2 separate regions of the Homo sapiens genome follow, and region 1 is linked to region 2. Evidence: read pairs that join two places in POLR2A ChIA-PET (ENCODE). Cell type or tissue: GM12878. All regions are shown on one strand. Region 1 has its middle 7.9 kb from the start of LINC01679. Region 2 overlaps PDXK (pyridoxal kinase).

The links. ChIA-PET counts read pairs that join two places held together with the same protein. Peaks named below come from ENCODE experiments on the same cell type or tissue, not always from the same donor. Only the 100,000 strongest peaks of a DNase experiment are listed, where the experiment ranks them.
Region 1: POLR2A ChIA-PET joins it to region 2 with 10 read pairs; 3 of 35 experiments call an interaction of 5 or more read pairs at or near these places.

What each region holds. Positions count from the first base shown.
Region 1 is chr21:43,351,950-43,356,949 of GRCh38, reverse strand. No RefSeq gene overlaps it. Among named protein-coding and RNA genes, the nearest start is that of LINC01679, 7.9 kb to the left of the region's middle. RefSeq lists enhancers at 619-788, 1,009-1,058, 3,149-3,388, 3,559-3,648, 3,789-4,088 and a silencer at 2,409-2,738. In GM12878, a CTCF peak has its summit at 949; DNase peaks (open chromatin) are centred at 942, 2,794 and 4,109; H3K4me3 peaks cover 1,855 bases; H3K27ac peaks cover 4,526 bases.
Region 2 is chr21:43,722,703-43,727,702 of GRCh38, reverse strand. The region is part of intron 1 of PDXK (pyridoxal kinase); the gene reads right to left. Among named protein-coding and RNA genes, the nearest start is that of PDXK, 6.1 kb to the right of the region's middle. RefSeq lists enhancers at 188-1,029, 2,613-2,772. In GM12878, a CTCF peak has its summit at 12 (motif pointing left); a DNase peak (open chromatin) is centred at 2,696; H3K4me3 peaks cover 1,017 bases; H3K27ac peaks cover 1,689 bases.

The DNA of each region.
Region 1 (5,000 bases), 370 kb after region 2:
CAAGTAACTAACTAGTTACTGTTGCAACTCATTTATTTGGGGACAGGCTCCTATCTAGTGTCCCACCACGATATTATTTGGGCCAGGAAAGACATACACAACCGATGAAAGGCTGGGAGCTGAATCTTAGTGCTAAAGATTCGCTGTGGGAAAGCACAGAGCCTAGGAGTTTGCTAAGGGCCTGGGCTCCTACAGGCAGGCACCGCTGACTGATAGCCAGAAGATTCTAGACTCCCAGGCCACCGGTTTCTTGAAGTGGCATTAACCCTGGCAGGCTCTTTGAAGTGTGTGCCCAGAGACTGGGTTGGTGGGGGGTCTGTGCAGGAGCCAGGCCACCTGTGCTCAGAGTCAGCAATGCGCGTTTCTCTGTCCGTAAGTCAGCGGTGCGGGTCTCTGTGTGACTGTGTCAGGGTGCTCTTGGGAAGAGGGGTGAGGGGCTGTGGGCCTCGAGCTGACGGGACGGGCAGGAAGGCTCACCTACCGAGGACAGCAAGTCAGAGCCAACAGGGGAGCCCTCCGGGGAAAGGGCTTTCAAGCCCTGGCACCACCAAGGTTTCAACCAAGAGACGTTGAACCAGGTTCCAGTAGACAACCCGCTGTCAGGGTGCACAGACTGTGGAAACCAGTGAGAAGTCCTCTTCCTGTACAACACGGTGGCCAGTGCATGGCTGCAGACCTCAGCCAAAAGCCCACAGCCAGGCCAGCAGTTACAGGCGGCAGCCGGTCTCTTGTCTTCCCAAGGCCCCAGCAGCTCTGTCCTTCCACACAGCCCCTGCTGACGGCCATCGTTGGTATGGACACATCAGGCCTCCAGGCTGCTGCAGGGCCTGTCCCTGGTGGCAGCTGTGACATTAGTCATCGAGGGGCTCCCCTGGCCTCCCCTGGCTGGCTGGGAGTGAGGTGACATAAATAGACTGAGCAGGTAGCTCTGCAGACCACGGGATCACCAGCGTCCCTTGTGGCCAGTGTGGCTTTAAAGTGTGTCCCAGAGGTGGCTCTTGAGGCAGTCTTGCTGGACTGTTATTAGGCACATCTGCTCCAGGGAGTGCCCATTCATTATGGCCAAATAAGCAGGCATAGGCGCCGGCCCCAGACGAGGTCTCTGGGGAACTCCAGGGGTGGGAGAGCCACCCTCTCCAGCGGCCTCAGGGCCCCGGTGCTCGGAAGCCTGGCTCCTCTGGCTTGAGCTCAGGTCTACAGCGAGCAGGGAGTCTTCCTACTGCTGCTCCAAGCTGCCTGGGCCAGCTGTGTTCGCCGAGGGGGCTGCCGGCTCACCACTGCCTGCCTTGAGTGCCAGGGTCTTTTGTGAAATAATCATGTTACTCAAGTTCAGTCCTTGAATAAATAGCACATTTTTGCATGTATTTTGTAGAGTGGCATATGCTTCAAAGTTCTAAAGGCACCGCAGGGTATCTATTCTGTGAAGCCTTCCTTCTACCCGGTCCCCGCCCGCCCATCGAGACAAGCAGCATGGCCAACCGCGGTGTGCATCCTTCTGTGCGTTAATGAGCAAATAGGCACAAGCACTGCCTACGCCTCTATGCGGAGGTGCGGGCTCACCGCTAGTGCTCTTCTGCACTTTTGCTTTTTTCAGCAAATGCCATGCGTCAGAGCTGTTTCTCCACTGCCACACAGCCCCAGCCTTTCCCGCGGCTGAGTGGCAGCCCATTGGAAGGTTCATAACTATCCATGGAAATCTAGGTTGAGTTCAGGTATTTGCAGTTAAAAACAATGCTACCACACGGTGCTCTGCAATATGCCAGTATGAGTGCATGTGTGTCTGCGATGGGGAGGGGATGGTCTCAGGGGTGCAGCTGCAGGGCTGCACCAGTATGTGTGTGTGAATATGTCAGTATGTGTGCGTGTGCATCTGTGGTGGGGAGGGGGTGGTCTCAGGGGTGCAGCTGCAGGGCTGCACCAGTATGTGTGTGTGAATATGTCAGTATGTGTGCGTGTGCATCTGTGGTGGGGAGGGGTTGGTCTCGGGTGCAGCTGCAAATTGCATTTGCATCTGAACTTGCAGTTGCATTTGCACCTGTGCTTGTATTTGTGTTTGTATTTGCATTGGGGCTGTCACCTGTATTTGCAGTAAGATGGGGTGGTCACACTCAGGTGGGTCCGCATGGGACATGTCACAGAAGCAAATCTGGCCTATACCTGGCTTGGAGGTGCTCTTTGATTCTTGACTTCGCTAAAGGGCAGTAGGTCTGCCAGTCAGGGTCCTATAAGGAAAACCAGCTGGTCTACATGTTCCAACAGAGGAGATTTAACACCAGGAATCAGCTACCGAGGTGCCAGAAGAGCAGAAGGGAGAAGCAGGCTTGGGGGAGGCCAGGGCAGGAGGGTGCTCCTGGTGACAGGAGCTGCTGCTGCCCATGGAGCCTGTGCTGCCGAGCTGTTAGAGCTGCAGCTGGCTCTGGATGTGCTGGTGAGGGGCCACCTCCAGCAGGGTAGGGACACCTGCCCTGACCCTAGGGGCCGCCTCCCGCAGGGTGGGGATGCCTGCCCTGACCAGAGGGGCTGCCCCCAGCAGGGCGAGGACACCTGCCCTGACCGGAGGGGCCGCCGATGCCAACTGGAAGCAAGAAGCATTGCCCCTCCTCCTGCGGCAGAGCTGGCTGAGGCGCCCGTAGGCACGGGAGTTCTGGAAGTGAGTGTGCAGCTTCCGGGCCCCTAGAAACAAAGCGTGGGGCTGAGAGCAGAGGTGCAAGCAATGTGCAGGGAGTGAGCCCCAGCCCGCCCTGCTGTGGCCTCAGCGTGAGGCCAGGCTGTCCTGTTGGCTCTGACCCAGCGGCATTGGGGGCCACGAGGCTGCCAGGGCTGTGCTGGCCTGAGGCTTCTACCTCTGTCTGTTGAAACTCCACCCTGCCCAGTACCACTCTCATCCCACATCCTCTGTGCTGGGGGCCCTTCCTGGTGCTGGGGCCCTCGTTCTATACGCAGTTTGCCCAACCAGGTGAGCAGGAGCTGCAGTCCTGGACTCCTATCCAGGATGCATCCCTGAGGACCAAGGGACCCTCACCAGCTGTGGCTGGAAGCCCCTCAGATGGGCTCCCCAACAGCCGCCCCCCAACAGCTGCCTGGCACCTGCAGCGGGTGTCACAGAGGGGACTTGGGACTGAGGGCTGCTTGCGTCATGTCGTCCTGGGCTGTCGGGAACCCCCTAGAGCTCCTCTCTGGGGAGAAAAAGGGGATCGGGCCCCTCTGTGACATGAACCGTGCAGGGCCAGCTCCGAGGGGCCTTGCCAGGAAAGGGGAGCAGAGCTGCCTTCCATCCCCCATGGAGAAAATCGAGACCATGCTGGCAGCCATCCGGCTGGTCAGGCTTGACCCCTGGGTGTCCCGCGGCTGTTGCACAAAGCACCACAGACGGGGGTCCAGACAACAGACATTCACTCTCTTGCGCTGCTGGAGGCCGGACCCCCGAGCTGAAGCCGTTGGCAGGGCTGGTTCCTTCCGGGGCTGGGGGACTGCGTCTGCCCCGGCCTCTCTCTGCGCCTCTGGGACCCTTGGCATTCCCTGGCTGGTGGAAGCGTCATCCCGGTCCCTGTCTCCCTCTTCACACGCGTTCTCCAGCACCTGTCTGTGCTCAAATCTCCCCTTCTCGGAAGGACAGTGGTCATTGGATTAGGGGCCCAGCCTACTCCAGCATGGCCTCCTTTTAACCAATTCCATCTGCAAAAAGCTATTTCCAAATGAGTCACATTCTGAGGTACTGGGGGTCAGGACTTCGACATAGAAATGGGGGAGTGGAATGGAGACAGACGTAATTCAACCCGTAACAATCCCCTCATAAGCAAAGAACTTCTCCAAACGGAAATAAAGAAGTCTCAGTGGCCCGTTACATTAAATCGGAGACTAGGCCCCAAGAGGCCCAAGCGAATGGTGCCAGGCAGTCCTCGCAAGTGATCTCACCCCAGCTTGAGTTGCAGAGGTAAGCGAAACTGAGCTATTTCTTGTAAATGCCTGCATTAAAGAGAAACAGAACTTAAGCTCCACCAATCAGAGGCAGCCAACAAACTTACATAACCAGGGACTTTCCAATGGGACGGACCCAATAAAGAAACTGCGTACATGCGGCCAATCAGATACTTTCTCTGCTTCACCTTAGGCAACTGCTGTACCTACGACCAATCAGATACTTTCTCTGGTGCATGTCAGGCAACTGCATGCCTGCAGCCAATCAGATACCTTCTCTGCCTGCTAGCAGCCAATCAGATACTTTCTCTGCTTTATGTGTGTCAACTGCATGCCTGTGGCCAATCAGATACCTTCTCTGGTGTACAACAGGCAATGGCGTACCTGCGACCAATCAGACCACTTTCTCTGCTTGACATCTGCGCATGTCCTAGGAGAGCTGCCCCTGTGTTCCCTTGGTGGAGCTCCTGATCCATTCTGGTGTGGGGCTGCCTGATTCATGAATGGTGGTTTGCTCAAGTCAACTCTTTAAAAAGTATATTATGCCTCAGTTTACCTTTTTAAAACATACCTCAACTTGAAAGGCAGGTCGAGAAGAGGAGTAGGGAGTTCTCAAGGATGTAAATATAAGGGAACACTAAACACCGGGAAGAAAGTTCGACCTCATTCGTCAACAAAAGAATGTACATCCGGACACTACAGTTTCCCTGTTGAACTAGTGAAATTGTATTAACTGATCATCCTCAGTGGAGCGTAAATGCAGGTAGACTTTTAGAGGATGTTGTCAACGTGAATCTGCAACCTGAAGACGTTCCTTCAATCCTGGGCTTCTATTTCTGATCCTCTAACATAAGGAAAGATCCCAAGCTATGGGAAAATATTGATGCAGAAAAAGATTCATCTCAGGGTAATTAAAAAATGTACAGAAGCAAATCCAATATAGCAAAAGGAGAGATTTGGGTATATCCATAGGAGAGAATGCCATACAATCATTACAAATTACATTGAAAAAGGATGCTAACGGCACTGGAGACCCCCATGGTTACAGTGTTGAGCAACAAACGTGAGCTAAGCTTATGCAC
Region 2 (5,000 bases):
TGGCTCCCTCCCACCCCTTGGAACTCGCTCCCATGCACAGCAACTGGCCCTTGGGGTCAGCCAAACCTGTGTGCACTGCACAGCTTCCTCGTTTAGCTGTCCTAGGGTGACCACATTCCCAGAGGCTTGGTGACTGTCACAGGTAAGGAGATGGGACAAGAGGCTAAGCAGGCTAGCCACCTGCTTCAGGAATGGGGAAAGCTGCCGGAGGAGTGGCCAAGGACAGGGACAGGGGCTGGCAGGCTTGTCTTGGCCACAGAACCCTTTAAAACAGAGGCCCCATGCAGAGCCGGGGAATAGATGGGCACAAGGCGGCTGCTCTGTGGGCAGGAAGGGAGGCGCTGCCGGCCCCTCCTCGGCTGATTGCACGGTTTTTTGCTCAGCCCATCTTTGACAACTCCTTTCTTCCTTTCTCCTTGAGAAGTTCCCTCTGTTCTTATTCCTCAGCGTCACTCACTCTGTGAACTGGGCACGCAGGATTCCATTTCAAAAGCTCTGTGTGGGTGTGCACCCGCAGACACCAAGGCCAACAAGCCACAATGCCAATCAGCAGCCCCTGTGTCCCCGAAGCTGCCCGTTCTGCGGATCCGCCCCTCCCTTTCCAGGGAATGCCAGTCACACCAAGCCTCCTAGGAAGGAAGTCACTTACAGGAAAGACGGGGGGGCCGGCCAACACTGGGGCCTGCAGAGCAACACACCGCATACACACACATGCATGCCCATGACACACGCATGCATGCCCAGACATGTGCACACACGCCATGCACACATGCCCCATACACATGCATCCCACATGCACACATGCATGCCATGTACACACAAGCACACCCACATACACACACACCATGTACACACATGCACACCCACATACACACACAGTGTACACAAACACACCACGTACACACATGCACACCCACATACACACACACACATGCACCGATGTGGGCTAGAGCCAGAGGCAAGAGGGAAAAATAGATCAGAAAATGGGACCAATAGGCTGGGTGCAGTGGCTCATGCCTGTAATCCCAACACTTTGGGAGGCTGAGGTGGGTGGATTGCCTGAGGTCAGGAGTTCAAGACCAGCCTGGCCAACATGGTGAAACCCCGTCTCTACCAAAATACAAAAATTGGCCGGGCGCGGTGGCTCAGCCGTAATCCCAGCACTTTGGAAGGCCGAGGCGGGCAGATCCCGAGGTCAGGATATCGAGACCATCCTGGCTAACATGGTGAAACCCTGTCTCTACTAAAAATACAGAAAAATTTGCCTGGTGTGGTGGCGGGCGCCTGTAGTCCCAGCTACCTGGGAGGCTGAGGCAGGAGAATGGCGTGAACCTGGGAGGAGGAGGAGGCTGCAGTGAGCCAAGATCACGCCACTGCACTCCAGCCTGGGTGACAGAGTGAGACTCCGTCTCAAAAAAAAAAAAAAAAAAAAGAAAAAGAAAAAATGGAAAACGGGACCGATAAGTTCTTGTTTTTCTCCATGACAGCCAAACAAGAATAACAGAAACCTCAGTCCCAAACTAAGGGAGTCAGAAAAGCAAAAAACTAGCCAATTTTCTTCCTTCTTGGAGAAAGATGAAAGAAAAAGAAGAAATACCAGAAACAACACCTGTTTCCTGGATTGGGACACATTCTGGCTCAGACCCAGGGACTGGCAGAGGCCAGAGAGAGAGAGAGAGAGAGAGAGAGAATCCCAGCTAGACGGGAGGAAAGCCAGCTGCCCAGCATGGCCTGGAGAGCACGTGGGAACGTTCCGAGGACACTCAGAAGCGTCTCCAACATACAGCATCAGCATCACCTCTAAGGAAGTTAGTGCGGGCCACCGGAGGAAGGAAGGAGGCACACTTTTCACCACTGGCTCTTTTTCCTTTCCTTTTCTTTTTTTTTTGTTTTGAGCCTGAGTCTTGCTCTGTTGCAGGGGCTGGAGTGCAGTGGTGCAATCTTGGCTCACTGCAACCTCCACTTCCTGGGTTTAAGCAATCTCCTTCCTCACCCTCCTGAGTAGCTGGGATTACAGTAGTGTGCCACCACGCCCGGCTAATTTTTTGTATTTTTAGTAGAGATGGAGCTTCACCATGTTGGCCAGGCTGGTCTCGAACTCCTGACCTCAGGTGATCCACCCACCTCAGCCTCCCAAAGTGCTGGGATTATAGGCGTGAGCCACCGTGCCTGGCCCAGCGCTGGCTTTTTTGTACTGTTTGCAAATGCATGTCACCTTGAAAAATGTTAAGGCAAAAATGATGTCTTTTAAAAGGCAGGGTGGTATTCTTCCAGGATCTTATAGTGCAGTTCTGAAGGCAAAGAAGACTCTTTCTATCCTAGGAATTCTAAGAAAAAATGTAAAGATTTTTCAAAACACCAGGTGTTTTGTTTTGTTTTGAGACGAGAGTCTTGCTCTGTCGCCCGTGCTGGAGTGCAGTGGCGCGATCTCGGCTCACTGCAAGCTCCGCCTCCTGGGTTCACACCATTCTCCTGCCTCAGCCTCCCAAGCAGCTGAGACTACAGTCGCCCACCACCACGCCTGGCTAATTTTTTGTAATTTTAGTAGAGACGGGGTTTTACCGTGTTAGCCAGACTGGTCTCGATCTCCTGATCTTGTGATCCGCCTGCCTCAGCCTCCCAAAGTGCTGGGATTACAGGCGTGAGCCACTGCACCCAGCCAACACCAGGTGTTTTAACCATTTCCCCAAGAGAACCCTCCAGTGATGCCACATCTCTGAAGAAGAGGCCACTTTGCAGAGCAGGGGATTTTTTTTTTTTAAAAACAGGGTCTACCTAGTGCATCGGTATTCTCTGTCAACTTTCTGGTTAAAAATACATTGTACTTCCATACATGTTTATTTTTTACTTTTTTTTTTTTTTGAGACAGGGTCTCACTCTGTCACCCAGGCTGGAGTGCAGTGGCACCATCACAGGTCACTGCATCCTCCACCTCCTGGGATCAGGTGATCCTCCCACTTCACCTTCCCAAGTAGGTGGGACTACAGATGTGAGTCACATAGCCAGCTTTTTTTTTTTTTTCTTGTAGAGCTGGAGTCTTGCTATGTTGCCCACGGTGGTCTCAAACTCCCAGGCTCAAGTGATCCCCCCATCTCGGCCTCCTAAAGTACTGGGATTATAGGTGTGAGCCACCGCACCTGGGCTTGGGGATGCTTAAATATTTGAGGATAGAAATCAGCTCCTGACTTGAGGGCCCTCAAGCAACCCCCTGGGGACCCCGTCACGCGTCTCTGGGAGCCCGGGGTTACTCGCTGCTCGCGTCCACATGCTGCTCAAGTGCTGAGGTCCCAAAGCTCTGCAGCTTCTGCTCCTGTCCGGAGAAGCGGGGCCCAGTAAGCAGGTGGGACCCTCGGCCTCTGCCACAGCTACTTTTGCCAATGTCACAGCAGGTAGGAGTCAGGTGCTGACATCCAGGGTTCCAGGGCAGGGAGCCCCCTGCCTCTTCCTGTGGGGCGCTTGAGCCACAGTCCACCTGCCTAACGGGCATGGCATTGAGGCCCCTAGACAGAGAAATACAACCTCCGCCAAGCCCCCTCAGGTGTCTCAGGTCTGCTCCGCACCGACGGACCACGAGAATGAAAGAATGCGGCTGCCTGCAGGCCCCAGATGGAGCCAGCCACCTCACAGGGTCTTCTGGTGGGGGCTGCAGGGAGTCCCATGGTCTTGCCTTCTGGTCTCTGCGATGTGGTATTTAAATGGGTCTCGAGCTAAGGCCCCAAGTGAGATTCTCAAAGCCATGGAATCCAATCATGGAATGTCTGATGTCCACAACCTCCTCCCTAGGAGCGGCCCTGTGAAAGCGCACCTGCACTGTGGTCCTGCAGCACGGAGGTCACATGTGTCCCAGGCGGCAGTGCCTGGCACCCAGCCTCGGCGGCTCCAGAGGCTGACAGATGAAGGACACGGATATCACCCAGCCAGCGGGAATCTACTACCTGTCCATCTGGACGGGATGCACAGTGACAGGACAGGCTTGCCTCTCCCCACAGGGCAGCTACTGGCCTCAGACGTGCTTGGGACAATCTCTGCACAGCCCAGTTTGGAGACTCACAGCTGTGCTGCTCCCCTCACTTCCAAAAAGGACGTCTTGACGTCATCAACTTCTGGGCCTTTAATTCACCCCTTGGTTTATGCCACTTTCAAATTTCTCTGAAGGCTCCTTCCAGATTGAATGCTGGACCCTCGAAGGATATGTTTAACTGAAACCTGTGAAGGGGACTCTATTTGGAAAAAGGATCTTTGGGCCGGGCACGGTGGCTCACGCCTGTAATCCCAGCACTTTGGGAGGCCGAGGCAGGCAGATCACCTGAGGTCAGGAGCTCAAGACCAGCCTGGCCAACATAGTGAAACCCCATCTCTACTAAACAGAAATACAGAAAAATTAGTCAGGTGTGGTGGTGCATACTTGTAATCCCAGCTACTCAGGAGGCTGAGGCAGGAGAATTGCTTGTACCTGGAAGGGGGAGGTTGCAGTGAGCCTAGATCGCTCCATTGTACTTCAGCCTGAGCGACAGAGTGAGACCCTCGTCTCAAAAAAAAAAAAAAGAAAGAAAAAGAAAAAGAAGGCCAGGCGTGGTGGCCCCATGCCTGTAATCCCAGTACTTTGGGAGGCCGAGGTGGGCGGATCACGAGGTCAGGAGATTGAGACCATCCTGGCTAACACGGTGAAACCCCGTCTCTACTAAAAATACAAAAAAATTAGCCAGGCGTGGTGGCGGGCGCCTGTGGTCCCAGCTACTCAGGAGGCTAAGGCAGGAGAATGGCATGAACCCGGGAGGCAGAGCTTGCAGTGAGCCGAGATCGCGCCACTGCACTTCTGCCTGGGCAACACAGCAAGACTCCGTCTCAAAAAAAAGAAAGAAAGAAAAAGTATCTTTGCAGATGTAAGATTCCAAGATGAGATCATGCCAGATTATCCAGGTGGGCCTGAATCCCATGTTAAGTGGACTTTTAAGAGAGCACACTGGGCGGAGGCCACGTGAGGACAGAGACAGAGACTG